Regions from separate parts of the Homo sapiens genome. Here region 1 is linked to region 2. A link is a loop called in an ENCODE intact Hi-C map of the cell type or tissue named here. Cell type or tissue: dorsolateral prefrontal cortex. All regions are shown on one strand.

Evidence for each region. Peaks named below come from ENCODE experiments on the same cell type or tissue, not always from the same donor. Only the 100,000 strongest peaks of a DNase experiment are listed, where the experiment ranks them.
Region 1: it touches region 2 in a loop (2.3-fold over the local background); 2 of 110 quality-filtered maps call a loop at or near these places.

Annotation. Positions count from the first base shown.
Region 1 is chr14:90,453,199-90,455,698 of GRCh38, reverse strand. LINC02317 (long intergenic non-protein coding RNA 2317) reads left to right here and starts at 582. Exons shown (of 3, transcript NR_146492.1): 1 at 582-602; 2 at 795-948. It overlaps LINC00642 (long intergenic non-protein coding RNA 642), which reads right to left and starts at 469. Exons shown (of 4, transcript NR_033986.1): 1 at 321-469. RefSeq lists enhancers at 603-1,220, 1,000-1,294, 1,221-1,838. In dorsolateral prefrontal cortex, a CTCF peak has its summit at 1,260; DNase peaks (open chromatin) are centred at 1,178, 1,953 and 2,188; H3K4me3 peaks cover 972 bases; H3K27ac peaks cover 2,500 bases.
Region 2 is chr14:90,701,175-90,703,674 of GRCh38, reverse strand. All of the region lies in intron 5 of TTC7B (tetratricopeptide repeat domain 7B), which reads left to right. Among named protein-coding and RNA genes, the nearest start is that of TTC7B-AS2, 5.1 kb to the right of the region's middle. In dorsolateral prefrontal cortex, no CTCF peak of the experiment used is centred here; no DNase peak of the experiment used is centred here.

The DNA.
Region 1 (2,500 bases), 250 kb after region 2:
CCCTGGGTGTGAGAGTATCTGTCGCCACCCTTTCCTGATGCAGGTTAGGGGATGCCAAGTCCTAAAGAGGAGGCAGTTTTCTCAAAAATCACCCAGGGAATCTGTGCTGATCTCAAACTAGAGCTGAGAGAGGGAGAGACGCAGGCAAGGAAGAGGAGGGAGCAATGCGCTAGGATCAAATTCCACAGTTGACCTGACATAAGCCAGCTCACTGTGATTTACGCGCCACCGTCCTTGGGGTGGCAGAAGAGCTGAAATCCTTTCTGACATCTCAGGACCAAACTTGTCAAATCTCAGCAACAGCTTTTCCCCATCAGCACCCCAGGCTCTCTGAAGACTGTTCCTCGGAATAGCCTGGAGCTGCCGAGCCAGCCGCGACGGCTCCCGCCAGACTACACGCCTGGCTAAGAGCTCAAACGAGTCACAATGGGGAGGCTAGTGACCCCCATCCAGGGACGGCTCCCGCCAGACTACACGCCGGGCTAAGAGCTCAAACGAGTCACAATAGGGAGGCTAGTGACCCCCATCCATTCCCATGGCATCGTTTGAAGGGCTCTGGAGCCAGCCGCCTGGGTTCGAATCCTGACTGTCCCCCTCACCAGGTCCGTGGCCTTGGCCATCACTCAACCTGGCCCAGCCTCAGAGTCAGTGCTTGTCTCTGAACAATTAGGGCTGCGTGGGGGGCTAATATTTAGGACACGAATAAAATAATGTATAAGGCTTAGCCCAGTGTGTGCTCTTTAGAAAACATCAGTTAACATTAACCATCATTCCATATGTTCACTTCCTGCCAGGCTCTGGGGAGGAAAGGGAGCCCATGGCAGACCAGACCCCTGGCCGGCCAGGGTCCCCGGGGTCTGCGAGGAGGACGTTCATGGGCGAGTGTGTGGTGGTGGGTGAACTGCGGCAGAACCCGAGATTAACAGCTGGAACCCTCTCCTCTTGCAGGTGAGGAAGATGACACCTGGCAACACTATGCCTCACCCCTAGTTAGTGGCTCAGCCCAGACCTCGGGCTCCCGCCTAGCCCAGGACTCTGCCCGACTGTGGCCTTCTGGGCAAAGCTGGCACCAGGGTCAGAAGCCTGGGGAGCAGAGAGGCCCATTGTTAAGGCTGGGAGGCGGAGTCAGGAAGCCCAGGATGTAAACCAATGGGAGACCACGGTGATGATGTAATGCTCGGCCTTCACCTTCATTGGCTGCCGGTCCTGCCACTCCAGACCCTGCTCTGGGGCTCTGCCTTTCGCCGCAGGTTCTCCCGCAGAGGGGGTCATTGGTCTGGGAAGGAGATTGAAGAGTGGGGGTTGGAGGCTGAGGACTGAGCCGGGAGCTGTCGTCCTTCCCTGAGCCTACCAGGGAACTGACTGCTGCCTTTACTAAACACAAAGCTCCTGGGCGAGCCCGGGGAGCGGGTTCTAAACACCCCACCTCCTGGGGCAGCGCCGCGCCTGGCGTCTGCGGGGATGCAAATCTCAGGAGTGTTAGGAGGAGACAGAGGCACCAGCCCCGCTAGCCTGGGAGGCAGCCTGGTACCCAGGAGGGAGGAGGGTGGGGGCCTGGGTCAGCAGAAATAAAGCATGCAGCTCTGTACTTACCACCTCCTCTAAACATCTGTGATGATTATAGGTCTGGGTGAAAAGCGTGGGACCCTCAGCCCAGAGCCGCACAAGACTTGGATTTGCTTTGGAAACCACTGTGCTTTTCAACAAGATCGTTCAAATGGCCTGGGTGGAGACGGGGAGCTGGAGAGTTGGGGATGGAAGCCGATTTTAAGCCTGGAGGAATCCAAACTGCACACAGTAGTCCAAGGCCCTGCCCCGCCTCCGTCCACCACCATCCTCCCCCCGCACCCCCGCCATGAGGTCCATGACTGTATCCTCATTTCACAGATGAGGAGACAGGCACAGAGCAGCAGCCATGGCCATGTGGCCGGTCACGCAGTGGAGGGAGGCCCGGGGGCAGGAGAGGGGCGCCTAAGGCCACACAGCAGGGCTGCGCCGGCGCGCATGGCTGAGAAGCAGGTTCCAGGAGTTTCTGGGAGTTCTTGCTCAACATCAAGAAACTTCCACCAGGATCCACGGGGGGAAGTGGAAGCAGCCTTGTGATAGCAGTTTCAAAGGCCTGGGCTCTGGCAAATAGGAAAAAACAGGCTGAGAAAACATATCAGGCAGGCCTGCTTGTGAGGGAACCTGGCAGACATCCAACCAGCAGTCTGGTGGCCAATTCGGTACATCAGACATGCGCTTAATCCATCATTCGGCAGCGGGCAGGTCACTGGCCACACAGGCTTCAGACCTCCTGGCTTGAGGGAACTTGGGGTTGCCATCAGGCCCGTATGAATCAGAAATTCTGGGCTTCTCATCCCCCACCAGGCACTCCCACACTGTCCCTCCTCTGCATGTTTGCCTCTCCATTCTCTCTACCTTCACTGTCTCGGTTGCCTATGGTCACAGTGATACTCAATAAACCACCAAATCCAGTGGCTTAAGAGCATGTGCTTCC
Region 2 (2,500 bases):
TCTGTCTTCACCCACCTCTGCTACCTGCTTGGCTTCTGCAGCCATTTGGACTGCTGACCCCTGCACATGTAATGGTCTTTTTTTTTCCCTTTCTTTCAAATGATCCCCTTGGATTTTTTTCTCACTGTTCTAGCTTTGAAATGTGGTCGCCAGAGTTGTGTTGGAAATGCAGTTCTCCTGTCAATTGAATGGAAGTGAACGTTGCACTCTTATCCTCACACTCGAACTTCCAGCTCAAGTGCTTGTGGTGCGTTTGGAGGGACTTTCCTCCCCTTGACATCCTTTCTGCCTTTTTTTCCTCTCCATAGCCCAGTCGAGGGGATGGACAGGGTGGCCAGAAGTTCTTTTCCTATGTGACTTTGCCACTCAGAATTGATGAATGAAGTCATTTTGTTAGCAGGACATTTTTACCTTCCAGATTGTCTTTTTTCTGCACTTTTCTGGACTATTAAAAACGAATATTGTTGGCCTGTGCCCATCAGTGTTCTGTGCAGCTAATTGAGCCCCGTCTTATGAAGCAGGCTGACGGGGACCCCGCCCTCATGCTTGTCTTCCAGCTCTGGCCAGGTCTGGAGCAGACACTTCCCCAGTGGAAGTGGCGAGCTTTCCTCTCCAGCTTTGTGTTATGGGCTCATAAAGCTTTAGTGGTTCACTTTTGAGTTCAAATTTTTTAGTGTGATCTGGCCCTTCTTGATGAACTCAGAACAGTCTCCACACGCTCACTGTGCTAAGTGTGATGGAGCAGTCAGGATTCACACCTGCCAGACACGCGGTCATCTGTCCGTGCCCCACCCCAAAGCCGTGGCTGGAGACTGTTCCCCTGCCCCCGTCAGGGGCACCAGCACTCTTAGGAGATGTCACATCATTTCCCAGGAGGGTGACCACAAGGCCCCAGAGAAAGTTTTTTACTGTTCTTACCTGACATGGGTTGTCTTTTGTCATTGTGAGCCAGACCTGGGAATTACATAGGGAGTTCCTGGGACATGGTAGACTTTCAGTAAATAGCAAAGAGGATCAATGAATCAAACTGGGGAATATCTTTTTTCCTTCAAAATTAAATGACTTCAAAGAAGTAAAGCAGATTTTCATATGCTATAAATTGACTGGAAAACAGATTCCAGAATTCCAAAAGTTTTTTTTTTTTAAAACAATGATAGAGTTTTGAGGCTAACAGAAGTAATAATGGCAAATACTTAAAAAGCACTTCCTACATTTACTGACTAGTTTAATTCTTACAACAAATCAATGAGGTGGATACAGTTGTTACTGACTAGTTTAATTCTTACGACAGTGAGGTGGGTACAGTTACTCAATGAGGTGGGTACAGTTGTTACTGACTAGTTTAATTCTTACAACAGTGAGGTGGGTACAGTTACCCAATGAGGGCAATACAGTTGTTACTGACTAGTTTAATTCTTACAGCAGTGAGGTGGGTATGGTTAAATGAGGTGGGTACAGTTGTTATTTCCATTTTATAAGGAAACTGTGGCACAGGCACTTGCCCAAGGTCAACAATTAATAAATGGCAAAGCTTGGACTTGAACTCATGCTGTCCGGCTCCAGGGTCTGTAACCATGACTCTATTTTGTCTCTTTACATTCGGGTATATAGATAAACATATGGATTCCCGGGTGAAGGACAATCCTTATATGATAGATAAGTTCGGATTGGTTTGTTTTAAGTATTATTAGGTTGAGGAGTCCAAGTGTGTTTGGATACCATTAGGGTTAAACTGAACATCATTAAAATACAAGTTCATGAGGACTCACGTCTGCTGACTGGCTTACCATTGCGTTCACTGTGCCTCACTTCTTAGTGCATAGTAGGTATGAGTGTTCTCTCTCTCTCTTTCCATATATATATATATATATATATATACACACACACACACATATACATATATACACATATATACACACACACACAGATATATATGGAGAGAGAAATATATATTTGTGTGTGTGTATATATATATATATATATACGTTTCTTTTGGAATGAGTACTGATATTCTTTGACTCATTCCCAGAGGTTGAAAGGAAGGATGTGAGATGGGGCAAGGCTTTCTACACTTCCTGTTTCTCAGAGACTCGGAGCTTAGGGGAGTGGAGGGGACAGGTGAAGGGCAGGCGAGTTGCTCTTCTGGCTGGGCTGTCAGAGCAGTCTGGCCACTTTTCATTCTTAGGCCTTGTGCACGCCTGTTGGAAGGACTTGTTTATGTGTTCCTGTCCTGGCCCCTGAAGTATGAACTCCAAGAAGCCACTCTCTGTGACTTCTTTGACTTTATGTGTCTGGTGCCACTTACACTGCCTGGGCCGTAGTCCCTACTCCCTGTACTGTGTGCTGCCTGGCCGGCTGACCAAATGTATAATTGACTCTGCTTTTGTCACGAGGAAGCCTCAATTGCTGAGGTAGTCCAAAAAATGTTGTTAAGCCCAGTACAGCTCTCATAAGGTTTGAGGTGAGACATCCGGAAGCCTCGCCTGCTTGTTCTCATCTC